2 separate regions of the Homo sapiens genome follow, and region 2 is linked to region 1. Evidence: chromatin loops called from intact Hi-C (ENCODE). Cell type or tissue: CD4-positive, alpha-beta T cell. All regions are shown on one strand. Links, peaks and the distances in the headings refer to the core of each region. The heading gives the core; the rest is flanking DNA.

The links. Hi-C counts contacts between places; a loop is a spot of excess contacts. Peaks named below come from ENCODE experiments on the same cell type or tissue, not always from the same donor. Only the 100,000 strongest peaks of a DNase experiment are listed, where the experiment ranks them.
Region 2: it touches region 1 in a loop (24-fold over the local background); 2 of 110 quality-filtered maps call a loop at or near these places.

What each region holds. Positions count from the first base shown.
Region 1 is chr11:116,274,199-116,279,569 of GRCh38, reverse strand. No RefSeq gene overlaps it. Among named protein-coding and RNA genes, the nearest start is that of LINC02151, 220 kb to the left of the region's middle. RefSeq lists an enhancer at 3,005-3,955. In CD4-positive, alpha-beta T cell, for the core only: CTCF peaks have their summits at 2,729 and 2,931; a DNase peak (open chromatin) is centred at 2,799; H3K4me3 peaks cover 348 bases.
Region 2 is chr11:114,278,026-114,283,396 of GRCh38, reverse strand. It overlaps a transcript of NNMT not described here. Among named protein-coding and RNA genes, the nearest start is that of NNMT, 16 kb to the left of the region's middle. In CD4-positive, alpha-beta T cell, for the core only: a CTCF peak has its summit at 2,497; a DNase peak (open chromatin) is centred at 2,596.

The sequences.
Region 1 (5,371 bases), core at 151-5,150:
TGCAGTGCCACACAGGCCTGGGGAAGAAGTCCAGCTCCCTGCTCACAAGTCTGACTTTGGTTTCAGCAGCGTATGTGGGGGCTAGGAGTGGTCAGGGGCCTGGGCGCCAGGAGCTCTGGCTTTGGTGTCAGAACAAAAGCTATTGGGTTTATCTTCCTTGAGACCATTAGACTTGGGGCACTGGTGTGAGGCCAGCGGCTGAGGTTCTTAGGGAGGATGGGGTTCCTGGGGGAGCTCAGGGAACCGCTCAACTCCTACCATTTTCCAGACATCCTTTCTCTATGCCTTTCTTTGACCCCTGCCAAGGCTGTTTTTCCAGTATCACAGACTAGGACTGAATTCTGAGTTTGTCTTGTCCATTTCTTCATCTCACTCAGGAATCTGCTGAGCCATCCAAGCAGATGAGAATCTTCTCTTTTGAGGCTCCCCAGGAGGCAAGCTACACCCTTTCCTTCAAATATCTTTTCCAATTCCCTATTTTCATTACCGCTAGAGGAAGACGACGAAGTCCAGGTTCTGGCACCACATTTTATTAGGCAGGCAACAGCAGAACATCAGGAATTTGTAGTCAGAAAAGCAATATGGTTAGATGTGAGTTTTATAGACAGTTCTGATGGGGGAGGGTGGGGACTGTGCAGGTGTGGGTGAGGCGCGACTGGGTGAGGCGCGACTGTTGTCAGGCCAGGGCCAAAGGCACTGGGGTGAGGGGATGGTATGTGGACAACATGACGCCCTGTGAAGACACACCTGGAAGGTCATAGGACTGAGGGGCAGGGATCAGCCTTCAGATGCTTAGAGACTATCCTGATCCTTTGTGTCTCCATGAAAAAGCATCTCTGTTCCCTTTGCTTGGCTCCAAAAGTAACCAGCATCTTTCTTCATTCTTGGGCACACATCTGACTCCTCGTCTTCCAAGCTGTGCTCATGCCAGGATCAGATTTACCATTAGATTATGACTTCCACTGATATGTTGAGATGTGGAGTAGAAAATGCTGGAGTCCACCCTGTGGATTTCTGGGGTCCCTGCCTCTCCAGCCCCGGCACAACTTCTGCCTGGCTTCAAGGGTCCTGAGGAGGGCTGGCTAGCTGACTCAGACCTGGGGACCCCCACTTCAGAACCCCCCACCCCTCCAGTTGGGTATCTTCAAAGGAATCTTTGGTGTCACAGACCAAGTCAGCAGGGGCTGGGAGGGAGCCTGGAGCTTTATTAACTAATCTCTGGTACTTGAGTAATTTATTATGTTTAAGCTGGTGCCATCAAGTCTCTCAGCAGTGCCCGCGTGCACTGGGAAATAAATTAAAGGCTGTCCAGAGATACTTGGATCATCTGTGTGATTGCTGGGCTGGTGAGATGGAGGTTTAAGGCTCTCTCTTCTTGCAAATTGGAAATTAGGAATTAACAAGACAGCAGGCCAAAGAGCTTCGGTGGTGGTGGTGACTTGGCTGCAGGGCCAGGGCTGGGGGAGGGAAGGCTGCCACCAGGGAGGGCGGAATAGCAGATCCCAGCCAGAGTTTCCAGGGCATGGGTGGGCTAGATGAGGGGGCTCTTCCTGGGCCTGAGCAGCAGGTGGCAGGGATTTTTCCACCTCTTGAAAAAGGTTAAATGGGTAATGGAAAGAGCCCTAGCCTGGAAGCCTGAAGACTTGTTCTGGCCCCAGCCCTGCCACAGCCCCTGTGTGACATTGAACAGTCTCTTCCTGTCTCTGGGCTTCAGTTTCCTCATCTGCAACAGGAGGAGGTGGGATTCAGGGCCCACTTATCCATGAGCACAGCAGGCATGCAAAAATGTTTTAATTTCTTTTAAAGTCAGAAGAGAAAGAATACGCTTTTTGGTTGAGGAAAATATTTTTAATATATAATATTAATACATTCATCTTGATACCAAAGCAGTCATTATATACATATATTTATATAAATGTATAAATTATATAAATATATAAATATATATATATATATATATATATATATATAGAGAGAGAGAGAGAGAGAGAGAGAGAGAGAGAGAGAGAGATAAGAGTTCTGCTCTGTTTTCCAGGCTGGAGTGCAGTGGCATGATCTCGGCTCACTGCAATCTCTGCCTCCCAGGCTCAAGCCATCCTCCCACCTCTGCCTCCCAAAGTGCTGGGGTGCTGGGATTGCAGGCGTGAGCCACCTTGCTTGGCCATAAAATAGGATTTAAATATGAATTTGTGTGCGTGGAGGAAGAGGCCCATGAAGACGAAGGTGCTAAGGGTCCCACGGAACTCATGATGCAGCCTCTGTTAAATGAGAAGATCCCAAAGGCCCTTCCTGCCCCAGTACACTTGCCTGTCCCATCCATTTGCCGACTTCGGCTTATCCGGGCTCTGGTGAGCTCCGGGCGCAGGGACTCATCTTCCTGTCAGTCCGCCCTACTCCTGCGGTAGGAGCGGTGTGCACAGCCCCACTGTGGCCGGTGGTGGGGCCAGGAGTGGAATGCAGGCTTTAGGCCTCTCCATGGCCCCAAGCTGCTGCTTCCTGATAGATGCCCAGGGAAGGGGCGTGTGAGCCCCTTGGGAGACCGAATCTCTTCTTTCCCAAATCCCTCGGATCAGGCCCTCCCCGGGGGTCTTCTGCCTCAGCCCTTGAACTCGACCCACCCCTACCTTCTGCTTTTCTGCCCTCACAAACTCAGCAGTGCCTAGAAGGGCCCTGGGCAGGGCTCCGCGCCTTCAGGGTCTGCTCTGCGGGAGCCAGCGGGCACCCGGGTGTGGGGCCCTCGGCGCGGGACAGCATGGCCCTCAAGAGCCCCAGCCTGTAGTTGGGTGGCCTCACCACCAGGTGGCAGGCTTGCTCTACACTGATGCATTGGCAGGAGCACTTACCTGGCAGTGGCCGCAGGGGTCGGAGGATGCCAAATCGGCCCGCGGCTGGGGGATTATTGAGGCCAGCGCCTGCGGCTTCAGAAGCAGGGCGGAGGTCTCTCCCACTCGGCGTGGGGCTCCTGCTGGGATTCTGTCTCCAAGGGCACCTTGATTTCCTAGAAGTGCCTCCAGGCCGCTGTCGGTGTGGGCCAGAGTGCGCCCCCTGGAGGAGGGAGGGCTGAGTTGCCTCCTCGGGGTTTGGTGTGTGCGCGGTTGGCTGGACTGGGTGGAGGGCTGGGGACACCGAGAGGGGCCTGATGATATCTTTGGAGGCATCCCAAGGACCCTGGTTCTGCACAGAAAGGTGACTCCCACCCAGCTGGCCCTGGTTTTAGGCATGGTGAACGCTTGATTGTGGTGTCGGCTCCACACCCACCACCTAGACTATCCCTGCTGTGGGCAGGGCCGCTTGGGAGGCCCACTGGCGGCAGGGCAGCCTGAGCGTCATCCTCTCGCACCCCTGACGAGCACGGCTGCGGCACTGTCCCTCCAGCACCCTGGGCTGTCCCCGAGGGGCCCCAGGAGCCAGGGCTCAGGCCACAGTCGAGCCCAGGGCCCTGTCTTCCCCAGGAGCAGAACAGGAAAAGACCCAGGCCCTGGTCAATAGAGTGCCAAGGAGAAGAGATGAGAGTGAGGGGTGAAAGACAGACATGGTGGCAAGTGAAAGTGAGGCTGGCCACGTCCCGCGGGGCTCCCTGGGAGCAAGTGTGAAGGCCTCAGGTCCTGGGGAAGAAAGTGGGAGGTCCCTGCCTCTGCTGGGCGCTTCTTTGTCTCAGGCAGCAGGAGCTCTCCCCAGGCCTGGAGTCCTCTTGGGGTTCCTGAGTGACATCTGGAATGCCCTGTCCTGTCACTAGCCAGCCAGGGCCTGAGTCAGAACTGGTGACTCACATGCTTCTTTCTGTGATGTCTTCGTGCCCTTTGTGAAAGTCAAAAGCCCCAGAAGTCAGCCCTGGGCCCTTCTCCCTGTCTCCCTCACCTGCCTGTGTGCCCTCCTTGGTGCACTGGTTCCCAGCCTGCCCCCTGTCCTCCCCACTCTGTCTTGGTTGAGAGATCTGCTCTCTGCTCTTGTTCCAGAAATACTGATGACTTTTTTGTGCAGTGCGCTCTGTCCCACCCATTCCAATGGCATCCGATTTCGAGAACTCAACTTTGAGGCTCCATGTCAGCACTCACTCAGACCCTTCCTCCCAGGCTTCTGTGTGTTCTTGGGTCAGGAGGATCAAGCCAGGCCTGGATGCGGAGTCAGGTTAGGGTACAAAGGCTCAGATGGTCCCCAGGGTCTCTCACCCTTGCAGATCCACCAGGACAGGTCTGGACCAGAGACTGGGAGAGACAGAGAAGAGGGAAAACAGAGAGCGCCATGCTGGGGAGGGGAGTGGTCTGGGAACAGACAGAGAAAAAGATAGTAGACGGATGCAGAGGAAGAGAGGAAGACAGAGAAGAAGAGTGTGTGTGTGGGAGACAGAGAGAGGGAGGGAGGGAGAGAGAGAGAGAAAAGAGACAGAAAGAGAAAGGAAGAAGACACAGAATAGAATAACCAAAAAAATCAGAGTGGGGGAAGGATGGAAATTAAATACATTACAAACTGAGGAAGGAGGAAAACGAAAGGAAAATAACAGAAAATACCCAAAAGACAGAAAGGATGAATGTAGAGGCAGGCACACACAAACATGGGTGTGAACAGCTGTGTGCATGCGAACACACACACACACACACACCCCTGCTCTGGTCACCGTCCTGGTCCTGTGCTGATCTTGCCTTAGCGTCTCTCTCCCTCTGACCTGCCTTAGGTTCCTAAGAAGGGCGTGGCCTCCTGGTGTTGCCTGTTCCCTGGCCCACCCCCTGCCCACCCCCAGAGATTTCACTTAGGCTGGGATGCACAGAGGAGGCCAAAATCTTTATGCCTCACACTTGTCACCCAAAATTGGATCTAACCGCCTCTCTCCCTTCCTTTCTCCCTCCTAGTTTCCTTAGTAACTGACAGTTCCCCAGTGAATGCCAGGCCCTGGGTGACAGACCGCTGTCACCATCACAGAAGCACTTTCTCTCTCTCTCTCTCTCTCTCTTTCTCTCTCTCAACTGTCCCCCTCAAAACCACATAGACTCACAGACTTGGGCGGGGGTGTGGGGATGCCTGGGTAGGCTCAGGGGTAATTAAAACATGTACCATTTATTCCGTAACAGGCAGCAGAACTTTAATTACTCACTCTGAAGGTGAGGGTGTGAGCAAGGAGGTGGCTACGGGGGGGTTGGGGAGGGGGCTCAGAACGTGTCTGCTTTTCTTCTTTCCTTTTCCATTTGCCCAACTTGGATTGGAGAGGTGGGAGGTGGGTCTGGGAAAGTGAGGGGGTGCTGAGTGCGTGTGGGGGAGAAGCAGAGGGTGAAACCTGATTGTGTTCATTAAGGCAACACAAAACTGGGAGCGGTAATAATAATTAATTATAAAAGCAATTTGCTTTTGAAAATTTGATTTGACAGCTTACTAGTGG
Region 2 (5,371 bases), core at 239-5,238, 2.0 Mb after region 1:
TTGCATCATTTTCACTATGCATTAAAGCCCTATCACATTACGTGTGTATGTGACCCACTGCTTCATGCCACTGCATCGTTCTTCATGATTTGCACCCCTCATTTATTTATCCACACCCCCAGGAGCAGATACCCAGATTGTTTCCAACTCCCCAACACAATGATTCCAGAGACATCCATGTCTCCTTCATATAGAGACCTGTGTGAGAATTCCTATGGGGGGCATTCCCAGTAGTAGAACTGGTGAATCCTAAGGTATCCACATATTTAATTTGAGTAAGAACCACCAGATTGCCCCCAGCAAGGCTATACCAGTCTACACCCCCATCAGCAGTGCATGAGGTTCCCTGTATCGGCACACCCACTCCCATCCCTACCATCAATTTTTAGAATGATCTGCTATACTAATTTTTGCTAGTCTAATGAGAATAAGTGAAGTTGTACACTTTCTCTGATGAGTTTGAGCACTTCTAAACATGCATATCAGTATCAGTGAGATAAGCTAAGTGATGTAACAGACCTCAAACCTCAGTGGCTTAACAAAATAAATGTTTGTTTTCACATCACAGACCATGATGGCAGGCAAGGGAAGGGTACTCCCCCAGTGGTCCTTTCGGCACTCAGACTTCTTCCATTGTGTGGCTCTAAGGCCCCAGAGCCTTCCATTGGATTCTCTTCATCTAGCCCTCAGAGGAGGGGAGAGAGCTCTCGGAGGAGATTGGAATGCGAGGGTTTTGAGGACACAGCCTAAGTAGTGCCATACATTAATCTGTTAATATTCTTTGGGTCAGAATTCCATCACATGGCCTGAGGCAAGGGGGCTGTGAAATACAGCCTGGATGTGTGCTGAAAAAAGGACATGCAAATTGGGGAGGAGTTAGACAATCTCTGTCACAAAATGCTTGCTAGCTTTTGGAGTTTCCTCTTCTATACATTTCCTGGTCATATTCTTGCTCCTTTTTGTCTTTAGACTTTTTCCTATTGTTGATTTGCAGTAGTTCCTTGTATATTCTAGAAAATATCTGTCCCCTGTTGGTTTTATTCACTGTAAATATTTCTTCCAGTCTGTCCACCTGATCACTTTGGCAGGAATCTAATTATCAAGCAGGAATCTAATTTTTTTATTGTTTTTGTATTTGTTTACAATTTTGGGGTATTTGTTTGTTCGTTTGTTGAGACAGGGTCTCACTCTGTGGCCCAGGCTGGAGTGCAGTGGTGCAATCACAACTCATTGCAGCCTTGACCTCCTGGGCTCAAGCGATCCTCCCATCTCAGGCTCCTGAGTAGCTGGGACTTCAGGTGCATGCCACCATGCCTGGCGTTTTTAATTTCTAGTAGAGTGGAGATCTCACTACATTGCCCAGGCTGGGGTTTATGATCTTAACCTCTGGATTCCTCTTGAGTGTACTTCATTTCAGGCACAGAAGTCTTTAGTCACTTTACCTTCCTTTGTCAATTTCCTCATCAGTCTCTAGTTCGCACAGGAGTCACTTGTTCAGGCACAGTGAAGAAGACATTCCCCCAGAGAAAAAGGCCTGCCAGAAAGCTAATTTCCCTGCCTCTAATTCTCTTTTTTGGCATCCAATTTCCCCTAATCCTGTAGTCCCTAGCCTAGAAAAACTCAGTTCTCCAAAGCCCCTGTGGAAATGTGCAAACCTGTTCAAGAAGCCCTTTCAACTGGCTGAAGAGGGAGACAAGAGCCAGCTCATGGAGTGTGTATCTATTAAAATGGTTGCAACAGTAAACAGTGCCAAACTGGAACTTTCTCAAACACACTGGAACTTCTAATCCCTCTCATGTTGTGTCTTGACTTTGATTTCTTGCTCACACTGTCTGACCCTTTGCCTGAAAAGCCCTCCCTCCCTTTGCTTGTCTAAATTCTTTTATCTTTAATAGTCAGCTTGGGCATGAATTCCAGGAAGACTTCATTGACCTCCCTCCACCATACCCCCAGGGCTAGGTTAATGGACCTCCTCTATACTCCCCAGTGCTCTGAACATCTCTCTCTCACTAAACTTGCCACATTATGCTCCAATGGCCACTTGTCCACTAGAAGGTAAGCTTTTTGGAAGAGCCTGAATCCCATTCATCTTTGTATTCCTCCCACTTGCATGGGCCCTAACGCACGGATTGGCCTTAATAGCCATTGAACGGATCTAGTGAGCTAATTGTGCCCCATCTGCTGCAATTGGTCCTACTGCCCCAGCTTCGTGGGTTTTAAGGAGGTTTTTACTACAGCAGAGAGAGGCTGGAAGAATTCTCCTCCAGAGGCCAGCTAGTGTGCCCCTCCCTCGGTCTGTCATCCAGGCAGCATATGGGCTAGCCTACGTCCCTAGTGGGACCCTGGGCCAGCAGGTCTGGGTTGGCTTTCCTGGGCCTCAGCTTCTGTGGTGGAGGTGAGGCAACATGTAGAATACATGGCCGGGTGGAGGTCAGGGCACTCTGCGCTGGCTGCGGCCTTCCTCTTCCTGGTTCCCTCATTCAGTGGTCAGGATCTGGGAGAACAGGAGTGCAGGCTGCCGGCAAATGAGCAGGCCGGGGACAAGCAAAGGAGGGAAGAGCCCTCCCACCCCACTGGCCCTGCAGCCCCCAAGCTCAAGACTTGGCTGCCCTCTTGTGCCCAGAGAGTGAAAGACAAGGGAAATAATCCAAAAACAGGTCTTGGTCAGGTGCCTGCAGCCATCCTGCTGTCCTTGTTCCTCCTTTTCCCAAAGGGCACATCGCAGAGACACACATTCAGCAGGATGACCTGCCTTGTCCCCAAGAATGGACCACCCACCCCAGTCACTGCCTGTACCTTCCCCTGAAGGTCTGAGTACCTAAGACCCTTCTCTGGAAGGGAAAAAGGAAGGGCTTGAAAATGAATAAGGGGATTCTCTGGGGCAGGGCGGGCAGACAGGGTGTGCAACAGGCAGGATCAGCTCCTGTCTGCCTGTAGATTCTGCTTTCAGAGGTGTTCTCTGCTCCACCTTTGGAGAGCTCTGGTCCAGTGAAAGGGTGACTACTGGGCTTAGCACCCTTGCCCTAGGGGCTCCCGGCTCACACACCACCATCTGGCTGTGTGAGCCCAGCCCAGGTCTGTCTATCCCAGGCACTTGTACTCAGCCCTCCCTCCAGCCCTCTGCCCCAGGTACTCTCCACAGTGCCATTCTTTCTACTTTTAGGGCTTCTCCCATTCTGAAAATCATGTCCTCATCTTTATTTGTTTATTTTCTCATTGTCTGCCTTCCCTTCCCTTCCCAACTAGAATGAGAGCAGGGCCCTCCCTGTCTGACTCATTCTCCATGGCCTCAGAATGCAGAATGGGGCTTGGCACATAGCAGACTCTCAGTACATGTTTCCTGATCGAGGTTTCCCAAACACGCTCAGCATCCTTCCGTGACCCCACCTTTGTCACGTGGCTTCTTCCACCTGAAACACCTTCGACGCCCTAGTCCACCACCACCTTCATCTCACCACCTGCCTGGCAACCTGCTAGTTCCTGTTAGTTCAAAGTCAGTGTGGACATGTTACCTCTTTGTAAAGACTCCATTATCTCCCCCAAATTAGGCATTTCTTTCTGTGCGCTCTCACCTCCTATAAACTGCTGCCACTACTGTCTGCAAGCCCAGCGAGGGCAAAAATTGTTATCCTCACATTCTTAGTACCTGGCAAATGATATATGAATACTTATTGGTGAAGTCTGATTGCAGGGGCTCCTAGAGCCACGCCTGAGCTACCTTCCTAGCACTGTCTCCTTCTGCTCTGGCATAGGGAGCCCACCCTTGAGCCAAATGAGCCAAATGAAACATCACATCATTCACCCAGCATCTTCCTAAACTCCCCTTGGATGGGGTTAACACTCAGCCTCTAGTCCCATCTGCTGCAAGCTTCTTCTGGTATCCAACTCCTGATCTGACCCCAGCACCATGCTTTTAGCAGTGTTGTTTCCTCTAGCAGGAATGCCTTTCCAACCATCACCCTCCTTTAAGATTCATCTTCGCTGCAGCTTCCTCCATGAAGTCTTCTCCAGTTCCCCAGCAGGAACTAATCCCTCCCTCTTCTGTGCTTCCCATCATCCCCTTGTATTAGAATTAGCAAATTCTGCCTTGTAGTAGAGTCCCATGCCTACTCAGTGGGGACTTAATAAAAGCACGCTGTGTGTTTTTTAATAAATTCAGTGAATTGTAAGCTCTTCACTGTCACTAGCCACGCCTTGTACATGTCAGTATCACCCTCTCTCCCGTGAGGCCAATAGCAATACCTACTCACACTGGGCCCACGTGTATATGGTGACTTGAGGATCAAAGGAGCCAATAGTCTCCCAATGTGAATGTTCACATAACTAACACCAGGTCCTTAGAAGAACCTATCGCAGGACACACACCCTCGTCCTGGGTGGCCCAGGCTGGTCCATCCTACTTTATGCAGCAAGGGGAGCACCAGGCAACCCAGTCTTGCGTAGGGCACCTGCCCTGGAAACCCTGCACATGTGCCTGGCTGCCTTGTTCTTTGCCTTATGCCTTCCCATCCCATAGCAGCTTTCTGGCTGCACACTCCTGTGTACACTTGGAGCTCCCCTTGGAAGGAGTTAACACTCAGCCTCTGGTCCCATCTGCTGCAAGCTTCTCCTGGTATCCAACTTCTGATCTGACCCCAGCACCTGGGATACAACCTCATTCATCACCCATGTGGTGACACCACTGACAGATCTAGCCACTCTCCACTACCTGAATCACCACACATACATGTGCACACACTCACATATGCACACATAATACACACACACACACACACACACACACATGAGTATTAGGTCCACCTCCCACCCCTACCAACAGTCACCTCTGGTACTCTCTGCCTGCTTGGAGCACTGGCCTGTTCTATCACACCAGGTGCCCAGAACATTAGTAGTGCCTTCTAGGGACAGTGCCACAACCTTTGTACCTAAGTACAAAGAGAACATTCTTGATGTAGCTGATATAATTTGGATATTTGTCTCCTCCAAATCTCATGTTGAAATGTAATCCTTAATGTGGGAGGTGGGACCTGGTAGTAGGTGTTTGAGTCGTGGGAGCAAATCCCTCATGAATGGCTTAGTGCCATCCTCACAGTAACGAGTGAGCTCTTTCACAAGAGAGCAGATCGTTTAAAGAAGCCTGGCATCTCCTCCTCTCTCTCTTGCTCCCTCTCTCGCCGTGTGAAATGCCTGCTCCTCCCTTGCCTTCCGCCATGATTGTAAGCTTCCTGAGGCCTCAACAGAAACTGAGCAGATGTTAACGCCATGCTTGTACAGCCTGCAGAACCATGAGCCAAATAAAGCTCTTTTCTTTATAAATTTACCCAGTCTCAGGTATTCCTTTACGGCATTGCAAAATGGACTAACATAGCAG